Linked DNA regions of Homo sapiens: region 2 is linked to region 1. Evidence: chromatin loops called from intact Hi-C (ENCODE). Cell type or tissue: Caco-2. All regions are shown on one strand. Links, peaks and the distances in the headings refer to the core of each region. The heading gives the core; the rest is flanking DNA. Region 1 has its middle 230 kb from the start of ATP5MC3. Region 2 overlaps LOC107985962 (a long non-coding RNA gene).

Region 1 (10,667 bases), core at 1,484-9,483:
GAGAAGCCCATGAGTAGCCTCCAAAAGGGATCAAGTCTAGATAAGTGACTTGAAGCATCTCAGTAATTATGAGGTCATAGTAGGTACTGCCAAGATAACATCTCATTTTGTGCAATTAACAGCTACAAATAGTAGAGGCTGATGTTGGATTTTTTTTCTTTTTTTTTTGAGACAGAGTCTCACTCTGTCGCCCAGGCTGGAGTGCAGTGGCGCGATCTCGGCTCACTGCAAGCTCCACCTCCCGGCTTCACGCCATTCTCCTGCCTCAGCCTCCCAAGTAGCTGGGACTACAGGCGCCCGCCACCATGCCCGGCTAATTTTTTGTATTTTTAGTAGAGACGGGGTTTCACCTGGATTATTTTGATGCATACTCAGAAGTGCATTAAAGGAGTCATTGGGAGTCGGCAGCAATAGTTGGGGAGCTAATCAAATAAAGAAAACAAACCATCTGGAAAGGACAGGTTACTAGGAATGGAAATTAGAAGCCCCAAATGAGTCAGACTGGGTTAGCACAGTAGCTAAGAAGTGACACTGCAAGAAAGAAAAAACCTGAGTTCAAATCCCAGGTAGGCTACATGCCTAGCTTTTTAATCGTGGGTCTATCACTTCTCTAACCTTCAGTTTCCTTACCTGATTAATGGGTATGATAGTAGTTCCTCCCTATAGGATTCCTGAGGAGACTTGAGATGCAGTGATTTGCATTGTACCTTGTTCATAATAAGCACTCGGTAACTATACCTAAAAACAGCAGCAGATGAGGATGGGCACAGGTACTGGATGGAAGAGCACAGAAGATGCAACTGACAGCAGGTCAGGTGGGACATGGGCAAGAAGGGGCACAGTATCTAGACATAGGTAAAGCTGGGGACAATCACATTCCCAGTAAAGCACCAGAGTTCAGGTTCCTCAACTCTGGCTGCACACTGGAATCTTTTAAAGTCATTTTTGCGGGTTTTTATTTGTTTCATTTTTAATTACCCATGTTTGCACCTCACCCCTCAGATTTAATTGATCTGGTGTGGGTCAGAGCATCAGTATTTTTAATTTTTTTAAATTTAATTTCTGAAGTGTTTCTAATCTGCAGCCAGGGTTGAGAACCACTGGTTTAGATGATGCTGATCTAGATGATCTTGAATTCTGTCGCAAAGCCTAAAGGACCTTGGGAGAAAAAAAAGTAATCTAGAATGACTCTTGGGTTCTTGGCCTAAGTAACTGGAGGGATGACATTGCCATTTTCCAAAATGGGAATGATTACAGGAGGATGGCACAGCTGCTTTGAACCCAGTGATGAGTGCATGCAGTGTTGGGGATGCAGAGCTGAATACAAGGTGACCTCTGGCCTTCTGGAGCTCACCGGTGGGTGGGCACAGTAGGTGTGTACATAAATAATGATGGTGCAGTATCATAAGGGTGCTGAGATCAACAAGCACTGGGAGCCACAGATTCACAGGGGCAGAAGAGACTACCTCTGCCTGGGGGAACTTTGCAGACGGACCATGAGATCAGCAGTATGTGGGATAAAATAAGGAGGACATAAAACTCGAAGTAAGGGGTAAAATTGGGCCATAGTGCAGCAAAATGATGGAGGCTCGAAGTAGGGCAGAGGCAGCAGAGGTAGGGATGATGAGTCGAGGAAGGCGGGGGTGGAGGCAGGTGAATGGGAAAGAGAAAAGACCAAGTTGCCTTGGGCGAGCCCTGTGTGTGTCAACATTGTGGAGTGAAGGCTTTCCCTTCTCAGTCTCCCCTCCACCACCTTGGCTTGACTCCTGGGCCCAGAGCTATTTGGAGACAATCTGCGTCTCCCAGATGTGCACAATCATTTTGCCCCTCTTGCCTCTGGCCTTGGGAGTTCCTGTTTCTGACAAGCAGAATGACTAAATGAAATTTGGTGAACCTTTCACCTTTTTAACTGCCTTAGTCTTCTCTAATCTCTTGGCTTCTCTTGATAAGCAGTTCCTGCCACTTAGCATTCCAAACTCCATCAACCCAGGTACTGATTTAGCAGGCCCTTTGTTTTCTTCTACCTTGGCTACCTTGGATGGATCTGGAGGTTACGTAATATCAGGAAATTGAATGTGTATAATCTTTGGGAGAGGGCCCTGGCGATGTGCCAAGGTATTTTAGGATAGCGTGCATCTTTATTATACTGCTCAGACCCTCTCGTAGGACATCATGCCAGATAAGTAATTCACCTCCGTTTCGCTTTGTTTTTCAGTTTCCCTGAGACTTTCTGTGAGGCCTGCAATTTGTTTTGAGTTCCAGCTCCAACATTCTCCAAGGGCCTAGCAATCACCATCACATATGGGTGGACAGGAAAGGGCATACCCGAAAAACGGTAAGAGTTCATCTTGTTACAGAGATGTACCCTGAAAAACAGTACAGAGATCATCTTGTTATGGAGATTTCTGGCACATATATACAGTTGGCTCTCCATATCCGTGGGTTCTGCATTGGTGGATTCAACCAACTGCAGATCAAAAATATTTGAAAAAAATACATTGCATCTGTACTAAACATGTACAGACTTTTTTTTTGTAATTATTCCCTAAACAATACAGTATAACCATTTACATAGCATTTACATTGTATTATAAGTAACCTAGAGATGATTTAAAGTATGAGGGAGGATGTATGCAGGTTATATGCAAATATTACACCATTTTATATCAGGGACTTGAACATCCACGGATTTTGGTATCTGCAGGAAATCTGGAAACTAATTCTCCATAGATACCTAGGGACAACTGTATGTGTCTGTGTGGGGGTGTGTGTGTGTGTATCAATCCTCATATGCATCATATCATATATGTGACATATAGCATACATATTATATCACATACATATATTATGTGTGTGTGTGTATATATATATATATCTCAATTCTCATATGCCAGAAATATGCACATACACATGTATCTATATGTATGTGCATATATACAGCTTTTGTTTATGAGAAAGTATTACCTATGCTTCTAAGCCTTACCCTGTCTGCAGCCCTGAATTATCCTTTCTGGAAAGCTTTGAATCCTCTCCATGAAGTAAATTTCCACATGCAAGCATTTAGCCCAGTTTAAATCAAGTCCAAAGATTTAAGTATTCAGTATTGCCTTTTCATAATCTGCTTTAATTGTTATTGATTTGTATGTTTGGAAACTGCCTGGAGATGATAAAGGCCTCCCGTCTGTTTCACTGCTGACCATTTGCTGGTTGGTGTCTGCCTCATCCTTGGCTCTTCAATTGGTCTCTCTTTAGCACTTCTACAGATGGTTCTACCTCCTGCCCTGCAGAAGTCCCTACTCCTGTAACAAATTGAATTATCAATAAAAAACAAACTGGAAAATAATCAGCAGTTAAATAAAATCAATTATTCAAAAGAAGGTTTGATATGGAAAGGCAATTGGAGCTTTATTCAGCAGTGAATTGAAATTAATAATATATATTTTATTCTCTCTATATAGTAGAATCAAATCAGGACATTCAAGGAGAAATTCCTGCCCAGGGTTTGACCAACGTGCTGGCAATGGCCCTCCTATGCTGATCTCTTATAAGTCCTGTTTCCTCCAAGTTAGCTGGGTTTAGGCTCTTAAATTTCTAGTAGGGGTTTGAGAATTCTTAGTTATCTTTTGGTCTTTGAGTGACTGTCAACAGCAGAAAAAAAGAGACAATTGTAGTCATGCTGTGGGGAGAGGGCTGATATTTTGGTGATGAAAGAGGTTTAAGTTTCACAGAACTTTAAAAAACTTCCAATTATTTTAATAATTATCATCAATAAACTTTCCTCATGGTACCATCACTTGTATTTGTCCATGTGAAGAAGATAAACTTGAAAACTCATTTAAACCACTCCTTAAGGCTGAATAAAGGGAATCTAGCACAGGCTTTCTCCTCCAAAACAGAAAAAGAATATCTCAGCTGCTATGCAAGATTGAGAAAACTCAGAACCTGAGCTCTGTAGATCACTCTGAAGCTATAAGAATAAGGTGTATATACACAATGGAATATTATTCCACCACAAAAAGCATGAAATCCTATCATTTGCAACAGCATGGCTGGAACTGGAGGACATTCTATTAAGTGAAGTAAACCAGGCACAGAAAGACAAATACCACATCTTCTTACTCACATGTGGGAGTTACAAAACTTGATCTCATGGAGGTAATGAATAGGATGGTGGCTACCAGAAGCTGGGAAGGGCAGTGGGAAGGGAGGGATAAAGAAGGGTTGGTTCATGGGCACAAAAATACAGTTGGATAGAAGGAAAAACAGCCAGTGTTTGATATCACAATAGAGTGACTACAGTTAACAATAATTTACTGCATATTTTGAAGTAATAGAAGTAGATTTGGAATGTTCCCAACACAAAGAAATGATCAATGTTTGAGGTTATGGATACCCCAGTTACCCTGATTTGATCATTACCCATTGTTTGCTTTTATCAAAAGATCATATGTGCCTCAGAAATATGTACAACTATCATGTATCCACAAAAATTAAAAATAATTTTAAAAAACAATAGCAGAATTTAGGAATATGTGACAATAAAATCTCCCCTTTTCAGTAGGTCGTATAGAAACTATTGTGCGTCTGTTTTCCAAAGTTCTAATTTGTTTAAACATCACTTGAAATGTAGGTTCAACTGAGAGGGAAAGAAGAAGTACTTTCTCCTTTTAGAAATAAAGCTGGGGCTGGGCATAGTAGCTCACACCTGTAATCCCAGTGCTTTGGAAGGCCAATGCAGGAGGTTTACATGAGCCTGAAAGTTCGAGACCAGTATAGGCAACAGGGTGAGATCCTGTCTCTACAAAAAAAAAAAAAACTAGCTGGATGTGGTGATGTGTGCTTGTATTCCCAGCTACTTGAGGCTGAGGTGGGATGATTGTTTGAATCCAGGAGTTTGAAGCTACAGGAAACTACGATCATACCACTGCATTCCAGCCCATCTCTAAAAAACTAAAAATGAAAATAAAAATATATCAAAAAGAAATAAAGTTTGGGATATGTTAGCATGGTGAACATGAAAATACTAAGAAAGTTAAAGAAAATTAACTTTCTACAGCTTTAGTTTTAAGGCAATAGGAGATCAGTAGTAGAGTGAATACACAGGGCTACAGGCCAAGGAAACCTGTTTTAGGAAGGCAAGTCTTAGGCCTAGCGAATGTGCAGATATATTAGAAATGAGACTGTCTGAATAAATGCCATTTGTCAAAATGCTTGTAGCAAAGAGCTTACTTCAAGGCAAAGGTGATTCATTAAAGGAAGGAGGCTGGAAGGTGAGGGGTTCAAGATGTGAGTCATTTAGGATTAAATCCAAAGTGCTCCCAAACAACAAACAAATAAACACAACAAGCAATAATAAAAAGCAAACACATGTAGTCTTGCTTCTCAATGATGAGGGGAGAGTGAACCCCCTGCCGGACAGAGTTATTGGTGCAAGTCTGCTCTGAATCCCTGAAGCACTCAAACCACCTCTGGCTGTGCCCCAGAAATGCCTGGATTCTAAAGGAAGTGAAAGAGAAACTTGGATTCTAAAGGCAGTGAGAGCAAAAACGTGCACTTTTAAAACATTTTCTCTGAATTACAAGTTTATTTTAGGTTTCTTATATATTAATTCCTTTTAGTTTCTCAACACTTTAAACAAACGAATATTTGAATGTCTACTTTCTCCTTGATATTGAGTAGTATACATAAGGTTGTTTTTGCATATATTTACAGAAACCAACAATGTAAAATATGCAATTCGAAGTTGTTAAAAATTGCTACATTATGGTGACTCACTACAATGTGAAGGCACAAAACTAGAAGAAAAAGAACAATGTTTTTTAAAGCAGCTGAAGTAATTTTGTCCACCACTTGTTGCTTTTTGTTCTAGGTTTTGTCTGCTTTACCCTGTTGGTTCCTAAAATTAGGTGGAAAAACTTTAGTCCCAATGCAAGGGCCCAAATTGACCTTTGCTTATATTATTTTTCCTTTTATGTCTAGTCTATTTAATGAATATGTAACCATCCTTGGAAAACATTTGACAAGAATGCTACTGCTCCTATTCCTATGCCTAGGCAGACATCAGTAATTGATCATGGCACTGTCTCCCTGGTGAGTTGGGACAGAGCCACGCAGTTCTCCATGTATTGTTCCAAGCAGCCACTACGATTGGCTGGAATTAGCATATTAAATAAATCCTATTTTATGCCTTGGGACCAGAATCTCAGCTGTTGAAAATTCTGTATGCATAAGATAGGACGAGAATCTTGCCAGAGTGGTACTTTTTAATAACTTACATATACCATAATGTAGAAAGAAACATTAAAGAAGTAGCAACATTCATAATCTACTATCTATTTTGTTGCTCTTCACTAAATGGATTTGTTCTTATGTTTGTTGCTATTTAAGTGCAACATAATTACATATTATGGAACATGTATATACTACTTTAGTAAGGTTATTATTTATGTTTTGCCATAACTATATTTATTTGTTTCATTAGAGTGCATAAGTACTTTGGGGAGAGAGGCTTTTTCAAGATGAAAAGATGGTTTTTAATTATTATGGTTTTCTTTGCTTGAAGCTGATTTTCATAATTAACACATATTAGAGTCAAATGCAACCATGTATTTTATGCTCACTGGAGTATACAAAATTTAACTTTTCTCAATGGGCTGTTTGTGCAGTAGCAGTTTCACAATGGCCTCTGCACACTCTGGGTAATGGTAATATTACGTTAATGTGCTGATCTATACTATCTATACCATTGAAAGTATTAGATCAACTTTTTGCAGAGTTTACACAATGTCACATTTGCTTGATGAAAATGTCCATAGTAAAATTTCATTTCAGTAATTGAAGAGTCAAATCAGGCCTGACTAATCAGCAAGTGCAACCTGAAGGGCTTCAATCAGAAGAGGCAAAAAACTGTGTTATTGACTTTGTAAAAACAATACAACCTTTCTCATTTTTCTAGAGTCGAAAAAGAAAAAAGCAAATACAAAGTGCAAGTCCGAAGCTCTGCTTATTGGTTTTTTGTTCTGTTTTGTTTTCTCTAAACTTTTTTCCTTAATTTTGTTAGTGTTGCTTATAGCAGAGAAGCAGAGACTAGCTAACTCTTCGCTAAACCCACTTTCTCCTCTTCCTGGGCACACAGGTAGACTACATTCTCAATCTTATTTGCACTTAAGTATGGTCCTGTGGCTCAGCTCCAGCCCATAGGATGTGAGTAGAAGTAGTGCAAGCCACTTCTAAGCCTAGCTCATAAAAACCTCTCAGATGCATCCTCCATGTTCTTTTCCCTTCTACCAGCTTGGTGCAGACAAGCACTGTGAACTTGGAAGTCAAGTTCGTGAAGCCACAATACAGAAGGAGCCTGGGTTCTGGAATCACTCCCAATTAGAAACACTCATTTGGGCTGTACAGGGACAAAAAGTAGGCATATATCATATTTAAACTATTATACATTATCAGATGTGTTGATTACATCAGCTAGCATTATAACTAATACACTGTTTTTCCAAGGAATTTTTTAGATTAGTAGTTTTGTATCCAGGTATAGGGTGGTGGGAAGAAGGTGGACACAGCTGGGAGTATCATAAACTCCTAGATAACTTTTTGATACCACACACTCTAATCTTTTCTTACCTGGATTCTTATTCAAACCCCTATCCTGACCTGCTGGGTCAGGGGAGAGAAAAATATGTCAAGGAGACAGAGGCAAGGAAAGATTAAGTAACTTGCTTAAGGCCACCCAACAAGAAATTGGCAAAGCCAGGATTCAGACATGAGCGGTCTAACTCCAGAGCCCACGTTTATAACTACAGTGTTAGCCTATCTCCCAAGTCCTGCAGGACATGATCAGAGGACATGGTCTTTGTTAAATTTCTTAAATGTGGTACACTCTGGATTGTCTATAAATGCACTTCCTACTTGGAAGTCTATCTACAACATCTTAATACTAATTTGCTATGTCCCTTCCAGCCAACAACTTTATAAGTTATTTCCCCTCAATAAAAGTGAATATTATTGTCAGGGACAGATTTAAGAGGTGGTATATACTAAGAAAAAGATTATACATGCCAAATCAGTATCCATGATTTGTAAGCTACCTTGCTGCTGCTTCTTCAATTTACCTGGCTAGTTGAGAGTTGACTATACATGAAGAAAAAATGGTTCAATTCAGCAATAGAAGCATGTTGTCACAGGAAAGCCTAGAAATAGCCAATTGGAATGTCTTGGGGAGCCACTGGACCACTGATAATACCCACACACCTTTTAATAAGTTTCAGTGGAACATAGTGGATGAAAATGTAGGCTTAGAGCCATACTACCAGGCTCCAATTTGAGTTCCACCACTAACTAACTTTCTCTGTGGGCAAGCTGTTTAACTTGCTCCAAGCCTCAGGGCCCTCATTTATAAAAAGGGAGATAAAATGAACTCAAACAAATTTACAAGAAAAAAACAAACAACCCCATCAAAAAGTGGGCAAAGGATATGAACAGACACTTCTCAAAAGAAGACATTTATGCAGCCAAAAAACACATGAAAAAATGCTCATCATCACTGGCCATCAGAGAAATGCAAATCAAAACCACAATGAGATACCATCTCACACCAGTTAGAATGGCGATCATTAAAAAGTCAGGAAACAACAGGTGCTGGAGAGGATGTGGAGAAATAGGAACACTTTTACACTGTTGGTGGGACTGTAAACTAGTTCAACCATTGTGGAAGTCAGTGTGGTGATTCCTCAAGGATCTAGAACTAGAAATACCATTTGACCCAGCCATCCCATTACTGGGTATATACCCAAAGGATTATAAATCATGCTGCTATAAAGACACATGCACATGTATGTTTATTACAGCACTATTCACAATAGCAAAGACTTGGAACCAACCCAAATGTCCAAAAATGATAGACTGGATTAAGAAAATGTGGCATATATACACCATGGAATACTATGCAGTCATAAAAAAATGAAGAGGTCATGTCCTTTGTAGGGACATGGATGAAACTGGAAACCATCATTCTTAGCAAACTATCGCAAGAACAAAAAACCAAACACTGCGTGTTCTCACTCATAGGTGGGAATTGAACAATGAGAACACTTGGACACAGGAAGGGGAACATCACACTCTGGGGACTGTTGTGGGGTGGGGGGAGGGGGGAGGGATAGCATTAGGAGATATACCTAATGCTAAATGACGAGTTAATGGGTGCAGCACACCAACATGGCACATGTATACATATGTAACAAAACTGCACATTGTGCACATGTACCCTAAAACTTAAAGTATAATAATAATAAAATAAAATAAATAAAAAAGGGAGATAAAGATGATGATGATGATAATGATGATGATGATGATAATGATGATGATGATAGTCATTTCATAGTGTTGTTGGAGGTTTCATAAGATAATACATATAAACACATGGAAAACTTTCTAGAAATCTTAGCTTTTGTTATCATTCCAAAGACTGTAGAGCTAAACAAAAGAATGAAGGTCCAAGGACCAATTCCAATCCAAAGGGCCCTTAGAAATGTATATAAAGAAAGTAATCCTTAATTTAATGTTGAAGGCTAATTGGGCAAGGCAGCATAATAAGGGACCTTCGAATTGGCTAATCTGAATTCAAATTTCATCTCTCAGGTTAGCTCTCTCATTTTCATTATATGATATAATCTCCATGAAACTCAATGTCTTCACCTATAAAATGAATAAATTCAGAGGTTTGCCTTACATACCAACTGCTTATGTGTATTTTCTTCTTTATGTTGCTCATGTCAATGGAACACATTTTTCTATGCTATTGTTAATCTAAGTTTAGCTTTTGGTAAGTTCAGCAACTTCACTGTCGGGGAAGAATAAAAGTGAGTTCACATAGAAATTATTGATTTTTTTTGTCTTTTTTGACTGTTTCAAACAATAGAGAAGCAGTAAGATATTCAGACGTTCAATTTTCACCCTCTATCCACATCTAGCCTCCCCACAATGGGGTTTACTGACTAACTGGCTCCATCGTGGGGGCATGTATTTATGGCTGTTGCTATAATTCCCCACAATTATTCCAAATAGCAAAACGTTTTTAGGTAAGAAAAATTACATGAAGAGTTACATTCATTCTTTACTATTTATTTTATTTATTTAAATTTTTATATATGCTCAGATATTAGTTACTAAGTATGATTTTACACTAGAAGTAGTTGGAGTTCCTTAGAGAAATGACTGGGATTAAAAAAAATACAAGATAAACCCATAATATTTCAGGGGACAGAAACTAAGGAAGTGCTCAAAATATAATGCAGACATGTCAGAAAAATTACAGGAGCTAGCTCTAAGGGGTTCTAAATGGTCAAATCTGGAACAATTTGAGCATCAAAATAATGAATAATAAATAATAGAATATTTGAGATTCTAGATGTCACATTGATTTGAATAAATAAATTAAAAGTAAAAGAGGGAGAAGGAAAATCTCATATTTACAGAAGAATACAAACTTTTAAACATAGAATAATTGAGTTAAAAATCACCATTTACAACTATCATAAGTAATAATAGGTTTTAGCAAGATTATAAATGCTAAAATTTGTGATTGAAAGTATGACAGACAGCATGTTACTTAAATAGTCTGAAAGTATCTCCCCACAAACTGTGTACAAATTACAAAGAGAAAAATA
Region 2 (10,667 bases), core at 1,656-9,655, 220 kb before region 1:
TTGTGGTGTGTCAAATGGATTGCTACATTTTGCATATTTAGCTATCTTTTATTGGTCTGCATTTTCATTTGAAGAAACATTTAAATTTTTATCAGCAAGGACAGTATAATATACAATACTACTAAGCCTAATATTCAAGAATGTTTTCATACATGTCTTAGTATTAATTAGGGAGCAGTTCTTGTTTGACATGTTTACTTTTAATTCTTAATAGGTTTCCAAGTGGGGTAATGCAGTAAGTACCCAGAAAAACTAACAATTATCTAGTCTAAAGAGCTTTGTATTTCACTGTAAAATTAAACTTGTGGGGAAATTGTGTTTTCATTCTACTCATATTAACCTTTTCTTATCCATATTAGCTAAAGGTTAACTTGTTCTTGCTATTTTTACGAAGTGAGAAGCAGGAACTTTGTCTTTTTATGAAAGGAAGCACAGGAGTGCCAAGCATTCATTAGAGATTGAAATTAGAAGCGACTGTGAGATTAAGTTAGAATGTAGCTCATTGTACAAGCCCAGTTTGGACTTTTGGAGGTGCCGGCATTAGGAGGAGTGAACATAATTGCATATATGAAAGGTACCTTCATTCCTGCCCCCCACCCCCGCCCTCCGCCCACTCCTGAGCATGATGCTAGTGCGTTTGGAAACAGATCTCCGTGACTTCCTGGGACGTGACTTTCTGGGGGGAAAATGCATCTCCACAGGTGGGTGTCACTGCCTCCAGGCACCTGAGTCCAGGGATCTGTTTTAAGTATAGCCCAAGGACCAAAAAGGAGCCTTCCTGTTTTCTTTCCTTTCTTTGTTTCTTTTTAAAAAATGTTTCTGGCCCCACTACTATGTTACCAAGTAGCTAACTCAATTTCTTTCTCTGCCTCACACAATTGCACAATACAACCAAGGGAAATATTATTAGTATCTTCACAAAATGGCACAGTGGAAAATGATGGTTGGGTTTCCAGATCTCATTTCACAAATATGCAGGGAGCGGGAGAGCCTGAAGAGGAGGAGAGGGGTCAGTGGCTAGCTTTCAATAATGGTAACTTCTCCTAGGAATCTGAGAAAATAAAATGGGAAATAATTCATGTTTATTTGATTCTTTAAAAAATTGATTGGAAACACTTTTAACCTCCCTGAAAGAGAAAAAGAGAACCCCCAATGTTTTAAAACACTAGTCTCCAGCCAGTGGGGTGGAGATTTTGCTAGAATTCAGCTCATAATTTCTAAATGAATGAACAGAAATAAGAAAGGTATTATACTATTTTATGCTGAATTAACCTCACTATATACTGCTAAAGATCTATCTCTGGAGACACATCATAAAAACTAAACACTTTTACCACCATGGCAGTATTAAAAAGTATTTCATATTTTACTATTTGGGTGTAAAATTACTAATCAAGGGTATGAAATGACCAGAAGAAAACAAGAGAAAAAGAGACTCATTGAAACATGCCAAAATATTCCCAAGCTTTCACTGAATGCCTTCACTTGTGTTTTTTCCCTTCATCTTTAGGGCCAGCATCTTTCAAATGGAAGACAATCTGTTTAGAATAATAGAAGAAGCATAGTAAATAACTGCTGCAAATGAACAAATTCTGTTTTGCCCAATAGGATCATCGAGGCAGAAGAGCTTCTCCAAATGCATCATTTATTTCATTGAAGGTCAAACTCTTTTTTAGGTTGTGGACTGTTTCTATATTGGAAAATTGCTTCCCCTCATGGCAACACAAAAATTTATTGCCCCAGAATTAAGTGAATGGATTATATTCTCAAAGGAGTGGATGTCTGAGTTCTAGTTAATACAAATAAATATGGTTTTGGAATAAAGGTACAAACATGGCCATATAATTTGTAAGTCATAATATTCTGGAGAACATTTCACAGACCCTTGGGATCTTCCAGTGTTTCCCTGGACTGTGCATTGAGAACCAGCCCCTCTCAGGGAGAGAAGTGAAAGACAGACACTTGCATTGCAGTTTGAGTTTCATCTCGTTGTGTCTTAGGCAGGCTTCTGGGACCCTCTAATCTTTCATTTTCCCCTCTTGTGCTATGGTTCCTTTCCTTTACATGGCAAAAAGGCATTAGAAGATTTAGGTGATGAAGGTGAATTCCTTCTTTACTCATGAAAGGTAGTGCAGGCTCAGGTTCTGGAGTCAGTTCACATTCAAATCCCTCTTCTGCTACTTACAATGCCTCAGTTTTCTCATCAGCAACGTGGGGATGATAATAATTTTCTTGTCATGTAGGGTTTTTGTAGGGATAAAATATTAATATATATATAAAGGATTTAGTACTGTGTCTGGTACAGAGTAATTGCTAAAGAAATGCTATAATATTGTTGTAGGTATTTTTATCCTTCAAATATCAGCACAAAGGCTGCCTCCTCTCTGAGCTTTCTTGGTTCTCCCAGGCAGTTTTGTACTTTGTGCATAATTCTGGTAGAGCCATTTGTTTTGTTTTATTTTTGTACCAATTTTTAAAATTATTATCAGTTTGTTCCTATGTATGTTTCCTCAAAGACTGTAAACCCCTTGAGGTAGGAGATAGAGGATGGTGCTTTATTTGTATATCCCTAACACCAGAACAGTGCCTGGCATCCAGTGTTTATGGATAAATGAATAATTACATGGATGAATGAATGAATGCATGTTTCACTTGTTGTTTCCCAACGTCCGGTCTCTCCTTCTTTCTTTAGTATTTCAAAGTTTAGCAGAGCATGTGGCTGTCCAGCTAATAATCACATTTTCCAGCCTCCCTTTAAGCTAGTTGTGTCCATCTGTGGAAGTTCTGGCCAATGGGAAATGTGTAGTGTTCCACTTATGGATTATTCCCTTAAGAGAAAGAGGCATATCCTCCATTTTCCATTTTCCTGCCATCTCTGGATGGAATTGGTTGAGATGGTGAGATCTGGAGCAGCCAACTCAGACTGTGAGACAGATGGCACTGGTTAAGGGTGGCACGTGTTGAGGATGGCAGAGCAAGATTTAACAATCCCTGGGTTCCTAACGATGTAGAGCTGTGGAACCAGCCCTGGGCTGCTTGCATTCAGACTTTTATGTAAAAGAGAAATTTCTCTCTTGTTTGGAGCACTGTGTTGCTTTGGTTGTTTGTATTGGGCAGGGTGGCTGGTGAGTCTTTGTTTCAGTAGCTGAGCCATCTCCTAATACACCGTCCACAGAGCTACATTTACTTAAGCCCTGACCTTTGATAGATAATTTTCTACTGTAGATACTATTGATAAAAATAAATGTGAATTAGATTACACCGCTGGTTAGAATTGAGCAAGTTTGTGGATGAAATACAGAAACAAAGGCTTTAGTTTAGCTATTTAAAAAATCATTTTTAAATGATTTTAATAAAGTCACTCTGTTATTATCACTCTATTCCCAGGTGCCTGATGGTTACTCCAACTGGTGATGAGGGAAGAGGAATAAAAGGTTAGACACACCCTGTTACAGGACTGAGGGCGGGGAGCAGTGCCTATCCTAGGAAGTGTTTCTATTCAAATCTCGTTTAGGTGGGCAGGAAGGACAAGGTTTTGCCAGGCAACTGCCCTCATCTCAGCAAAACAAGCTTCCTCCCTACCCCATTCTCCTGTTGGCTAGCACAGTGCTTGTCCTGAAAAACAGGGTCCACAGAAAAAGAGTAGCAGCCCCTTTTGATCTCTGCTTTTTATTTGTAACAAACTGCTTTTTGACCTTCTAAGCAAGAGCTACCACACAGAGAGCTGTTTGAGTCTCTGGATCAGGAATTCAGGCTTGATGTGTGGGTTATAAGTTTTCTGATGTCAACAAAAATTTACCTAGAGATTTACCAAGATGCTGTTCCAGAGATTTTCATTGTAAAGGAAAATTATTGTGGAGAAAATTAAAAGGTATAGCAACAGCCTGATGTTCACTTCTTGGAAAGTATAGAAAATAGTGATGAAACATGAGTATATAGGTATATAGATACAGTTTTGAAACTTTGTTAAAGTATAGCATACACACAGGAAAGTGTCTAGACCATAAGTATACACTCTGATGAATTTTCACAAGCCAAAAACATCCATGTTACAACTTAAGAATGAAGAATTATGAAAATTCAAGCATCTTGTGTTATTCCTCTTAAATATTTTCGTTTAAAATTGAGCTGAAATATTTAAGAATCTAAAAAACATGACAACCTCCTATTTCCAACTTACAAATGTAAAATTGTAGAAGCACTGAAGAAATGCTTGTTATTAATAAGAAATGTTATTATTTCAGCATTTTTACCATGTAGCTCCAGATGTTAAAACTGTATGTTGCACATTCTTGATGTTTATACAACTGTCACATAGATCATGATAATTTAGAGCAATTTGTCTCAGCCTCCTCTGTGCAGTCTCCTGGTCGGTTCCACATATGCTCTATTTCTCCTTAGTGCTTCTCTGGCACTTCAGGCAGAAGTAACTTAACCTCTCAAGGCCTCGGTTGTCACAGCTGTAGATGGGGCACAATAACTGTACACACAGGATTGTGCATATGAAATTATAAAATGTATATAAAGAGGTGTACGTGACATTTGCATGTAGGAATACGTTAATGAATGTTGTTTGTTATTAGTACATTATGAATGCCAATATCAGTTAATGCCATTGCTTCTGGGTTTGGGGAAGCAACAGAAATAGCCACATAATTGTACTGACTATGTAATGTTCTTTTTCAGGACAGCCTAGGCCTGAAGTGAGGTTGCCAAAGTTATGTTCTTTATAGATGGAATATGTTTCCTCTAGTGAGAGGCAGTTTACATGTAGGCTTGTGGTTATTAATGTTTTTAACTGATGAATTATGTTGGAATTGGTGTATCTCTGCAAAGAATATTTCCAAATGGTCTTAAAGGAATGTCATGTAGCATTTATTACAGTCATTGCAATAGGGACACCTCCCACCTGCTTTAATTTAGTGACATTACTTCTGGTTAAAAGCCTTAGGTAAGGCCACACACAGTGGCCAGTGATTTGGATAATTAGAAGGAATGGCAGAGGCCTGTCTCTTTACAAGGAAGTTAGCAGTGACATGCAATTAAAGCAAACCTTTGGGGGAAGCCAGGTACCTCTAAGGATTATAGTAGATTGGGTCAAATCAAACAATATTTATAGAATTCTCTCCTTTCACAAAGAATTTCTGCTTGCTTATTTTTAATAAATTATTTCAGAGATAATGATGTTATTTTACATAAGTAGAGCAAGAAGAAAAGTATAACTTAAGCTTTATTTTCTCATAATTTTTTGTACTACACAGGCCAGCTGCAAACAGTTCACCTGATGAAGCATCTGAACCTTACATTATCATGTATGTATTGGTGTGGTGTTTTCTGCTTTAAAAGGTGCTTTCACATCCATTACCTAGTACAATCCCCACAACTGTAAGAGGCAAGGGAAGGAGTTATTATGATGTCCTCTTCAAACAAATAAATGGAAGCTGAGCTCTGATAAGGCATTTGTCATAGTCCTTTTATGGTTGAGGCAAGACTAAAAGTTGAGTTTTATGACTCATGGTGTAATGCTCTTTCCAACATATGGAACTGTTTTCTCAAACATAAATGTATGTTCTTACTTTCTGTGCTTTCCAAGAGTACAGTTTTCTTTCTCTCCCTGAGATGCTGGGGTGGTCATGAGTGCCTTGGAGAATAAGCTGAAAGCCCTAGACTTTGTCTTCAGAGAAAAAATGGACATACTCACACAGGTAAAAATTGACATTCACCTTCAGGCCGTCTCCTAAAATCTGCCTGGGTAATAGAATAGGGTGTCTGGTAAAATACTAGCCTGGGCTTGACTCCAGCCGGGTGGGGGCACCTGGCGTTCTCAGTAAAGAAGACAAAAGCAGGAGCCAGCATACCATTAATGTTTACTTAGCCCTTACTCAACACTAGGTGCTGCACTGCACACGTCATGTTGGTTCAAACCCCACAACAACTCTTGAAGCTGAGTGTTATTATTGGATTCATTTTATGGATGAGGACACTAAGAACATCTCACCTGAATTCGAAGCCAGATGTCCACTTTCCCCCACTCTGCTACACAGCCTCCCAAAGTGATAACTACGTGTCAGTGCTGAGTTGTTTCTCTGGTCGCTGGCCCATGCCTGTGTGCGGTGGTGTGGCTGGGAAGGTGGAAAGGGTTTTTTTTTTTTTTTTTTTTTTGAAGCTTTTAGCAGTAAGGTTCCTTGGGGAAATTGTGTTCTTGGGGGTGCCAGGTTAGAACTGTTAACGACCGTAGAAATGTGAAGTGTGAAAAGTGTTCAGATACAGGGACAGAAAAGAACAGGGCAGCATCCAATGGGTGGTCCATTTCTCCTGGGACATGTGTTGGATGTTCAGCTGTCATATTAATGTTTATGTATACCATGCTACATGTTCTCGCTGACTTGGCAAATGATTCACAAAGTTACTGAAATGAATGAAGTAAACTTCTCATGGGTAGACCTGGGGCTGGGGAAAAGGAAAAGGGAAGTGCCTACATTTGGGGTTTCCTGAACCGTAAATAATGATCGTGTTGCCATTCCCAGCAATATGCTTCTGTCATTAATTAAGTTTTATGGAAAGCTATGGCGTTCATGACTTTGGCCTCTTCCCGCTCTTGATCTATGTGGTGTTATGTGGTGTAGACAGCAGTGCTCATAGGTGGGATTTGTCTGACAGGGGGATTTGAATTAGTCTGATGTAAAGTGCCTGCTAATATATGGCATGCCACTGCACTGGGTGAGTAGGAAGGGAGAAAGCAATGATGATGTTCCCCCCTGTTGCCGCTGATTATTTTTCCAGCACCTATACAAGGAATCAGAATCCTGTTTTTTGTTAGGCTTAATTTTAAGGTCAGATTTTTTTCTGGTGTCGTTGAGAGAGTTGGGCTGCCACTCAGATTCAGCAGCGTGGTGCTGTGTACTTGAGAGAAGGGTCCATAAGGTTGGGAGTAGCGGGAGATACTGGCCCCTCCGCACTCATCAGGCTCAAACATGTTCAAGACCCCAGCAAAAGAAGTCTGAGTGGAGCTTTTTGAGGTGGCCTACACCAGTGTTAACAATGCTGCCAAAAAATTATCTCTCACCATTGACCTAAAGCCCTCCTGCTAGGTTTTCAGAGCAGTGGTTTTTAAAATATTAGCGTACATCAGATCACCCGAAAGGCTTGTTATAGCACAAATTGCTGGTCCCCCTGCTCAGAGTTTCTGATTTCATAGGTCTACGGTGGTACCTGAGAATCTGCATTTGTAACAAGGTCCCAGGTGATGCTGATGGTGCTGTTTCAGGAGCCAAACTTTGAAAACTACTGCCTTAAACTGACTATAAGGGCAGCAGTTAATAATATGGGTTTGGGAGTTAGACAGCTCTGAATTCAAATCCTGTTCTGCCACTGTGAAATTCTAGAAAAGCTGCCAAGCCCAGGCTTCCTCACCTGTAGAAAGGGAATTACAAACGTTTTGTTTGTTCTGTTTTGGTTTGGTTTCGTGAGGACTGAATGAGATAATCTATGTGAAGTGCTTAGCACAGTGCCAGGCACATGGAGGTGACATTACAGATGTGAGCTCATGCTATTGATATATTCTGCCTCTTAGAGCAAGGCCTCAAGTAATGTGGCCCGCATGTTAGGGCAAAGACACCAAGCTTAAGGAATCTCTTTAAAGTTAAGAAGTCAGAGAAAATGTAGGAGAGAAGAATCAGTAAAACGAAGACCATGGGACTTCTATTCCTTAAGGCTTTCTGATGTCTTGGGAAATAGAAAAGAAAACAAGCAAAGGTATCTATTTTGTAATAAGCAGTGAGAAAGTCACTCTCCACCAAGAGATGCCTTAGGAAGATGGGATTGAAATGGGAATCCTGAACTGACCATTGGGGCTATTAGCATTTCACATGTAAATTCCAATAAAGTGTCAGATATGCAGAGGTTAGTGGACTTTTTTTCTAAATGGGCTTTATAAGTAAAAGGATAAAGGTTACACAAACCAGGGAGAGCAGCATACAACAGAGGGATGCAGCATTTTGTACAAGTGTGTTAGTCGGGATTCTCCAGAGAAACAGAGCCAAAGAAGATAGATATTTATCTATGTAAATACATAGATAATATATTTTTGGCCCATGTCTTATGCAATTATGGAGGCTGAGAAGTCCCACGATCTGTAAGCTGGAGACCCAGGAAGTCTGAAGGTGTCTTTTGAAGTCCTGAGAGCTGGAGAGCTGGAGACTGGTGTAGATTCCAGTCTCAGTCTCAGAGCCTGAGGACCAGGAGTGCTGAAGGCAGAAGATTGACATTCAGCTCAAGGAGTCAGAAAGCAAATTTAACTTTCCTCTGCCTTTTTGTTCTATTCACTCACTCAACAGATTGGATGAGTCATGACTACAATGGGGAGGGCAATTTGCTTTCCTCAGTCTACCAATTCAATCTGATCTCTTCCAGAAACACCCTTCCAGGCATACCCAGAAATAAGTTTAACCAGCTATCTGGGCATCCTTTGGCCCAGTCAAGTTAACACATAAAATTAACCATCACAACATGAGACATATATTTACAAAGATACTGTGTGCTGGGGCCAGTTATGAAGCAAGTAATGTTTATCATCCTGGAGCCAACCCACAACTGTCTTCATCTTATTTCTGGATTTTGATGGGCTCTTTGCTCAGTGGAGTGAATTGTAACTTTCTATCTCCTCAAGCTCTACCCCACTGGCAAAATAATTACCGAGAAAATATTTACAAAAATTAATTGCTAGCTAGTGTAAATTATATCTTAAACTATGACTACTCCCTAGGATAGTATTTTCCAAACTGTGTTTCCAGGGACTATGAATAGGTAATGGGTAGAACAGGCATTCTTGATGAAACACACAAATGTTCTTGTCAAGAACACCCAAGGATCTCAGAAGTCCTGAAGTTTTTTTAAAAACTCTGCTTAATTTTGATTAACTCAGTGGTGATTGTCCCTTTTTAAAAATTGTATCTGTATTTTAAAATTTTTTCTATAATGAGTTAGTATTACTTTTAAAAGAAAATATGGATCAGATTTTACTAGAATGAAAAAGAATATAATTTAGGCCACCAAATGTAGCTTCTAGCTTTCTTTAGTCTCCACCCTATTCTTCCTTTACTTCTGTGGGGGAACCAAGGACAGCATGATGTCAGATTCTAAAATAACAAATGCTTCATAAAATTTCCTTTTTGAAAAGATAACTGAATTAGGATAGTTTGTATAACCATTGAATGATTCAGATGCTTGCCCTTTTGGGAATCCCCTTCATCCAAGTTAAAGGAATGAAGCAACAAGCCATCTGTGCAATTAACTGCTCAACCTAATTACTCTAAAGAAGTGAGTCAGTCAAATCCTGGGACATTCAAAACTTCCAGTGGACAGGGGTGCCACAGAATCTGGGAACCACATTCAACTTTTCTAAGCTTGAGCTTAGACAGCTGGTCAGAGATGTTATGGCTACATTTGTAGGCAACAACTCAAGGAACTGGCTTTTCCTGAGAAAGGAGATTTTCTCCCCAGATTGCTTTCAGAACAAACCGTAAAGGGATAACCCCACATTCTTTGAAAATCTTTATTCCTGAGAAGTGTTTAAAAATTTTCAAGTGGGGCATGGTGTGATCTATAGGCTATTCTTCGCGAGGAGGGACCGTTTGGTGTGTCTGAAATCTTGAGGATAATCAAGGACCCAACACTCTTAGGTGAAATGCCTTTGGAGAGAAACTGAAGTCTGCTACAATTAGATTAGAAAGAAACACGTTTGACATTCTAGAAAGCAAATTTAGGCTGTTGAATCCAACAGTGTGGGACAATGTTTCCAATTGGCAATGAATAGGCTAAATGATTCTTGTCTCTCTTTGGTGGAAGTGAAATAGAATACTAATTGAGCAAGTATCACTCAGATAAGCAAAGTAAATTGGACTTCAGTCTCTAGTGGGTTTTGAGGTTATGACCACACTTTGAGCTCCTGGAGGGGTGCCACTCCAGGTAACAATAGGCCATTTGGGCTTTCCTGAACGGGGACCTTCAGGCAGAATAAATTCAAACTTAAGAAAAGTCGGGCAGAGGAGATACTGTGCTGACCTGCCCAGAACACTGACGATTTAATGACAAGAACTGGCAAGTGTAATTTTGGTTAAAATGTAATTTCTTACTGGAAAAAAATGGTTTTTGTCTTAAACAATTTGGAAATTTAATGAAAAATTCAATATTCTTCATTCTTAAGTAGTCTGCCCTTCAGTATAAAACGGCCAAATATCCCCTACCAAAAAGAAGAACAAGGAGATAGAGGAAAATGAGAGCTGGGCAAGGACCACACTGTCACGAATGGTACACTGAGCACCACTGCAGTGCCCATCCCATGCACCTGGCCAACAGCAATGGTGGAACCTAGTACCCAGCAAAGTGCATGCTGAGCTTTCTTCTGCCTCATGGTACCAGAAGCAAGTTTCAGTGACGCGTGTTCCCTCTCATTCCTTGGGACAAATTGTCCTAGTGAGAGAAAGCTCTAATACTCATGCACAAGACATTCCATGACAGTAACGATAACACTTACTCACATTTACATTTATATGTCTGGTCTTTTCTCTATCTGTTTCTCAGAAAGAAAACTCAAATACCGGACTGTCTGGTTTAAAACCAGACACATGGCAACCCTATTTACTAAAACTTTACTGCTGGGCACTGTG

The links. Peaks named below come from ENCODE experiments on the same cell type or tissue, not always from the same donor. Only the 100,000 strongest peaks of a DNase experiment are listed, where the experiment ranks them.
Region 2: a loop joins it to region 1, with 13 times the contacts of the local background. A loop is called at or near these places in 2 of 110 quality-filtered maps.

Annotation. Positions count from the first base shown.
Region 1 is chr2:175,409,822-175,420,488 of GRCh38, reverse strand. No RefSeq gene overlaps it. Among named protein-coding and RNA genes, the nearest start is that of ATP5MC3, 230 kb to the right of the region's middle. In Caco-2, for the core only: CTCF peaks have their summits at 5,212 and 5,412; a DNase peak (open chromatin) is centred at 5,428.
Region 2 is chr2:175,626,234-175,636,900 of GRCh38, reverse strand. It overlaps LOC107985962 (a long non-coding RNA gene), which reads left to right. Exons shown (of 4, transcript XR_007087312.1): 4 at 3,388-10,667. Among named protein-coding and RNA genes, the nearest start is that of LNPK, 370 kb to the left of the region's middle. In Caco-2, for the core only: no CTCF peak of the experiment used is centred there; a DNase peak (open chromatin) is centred at 5,860.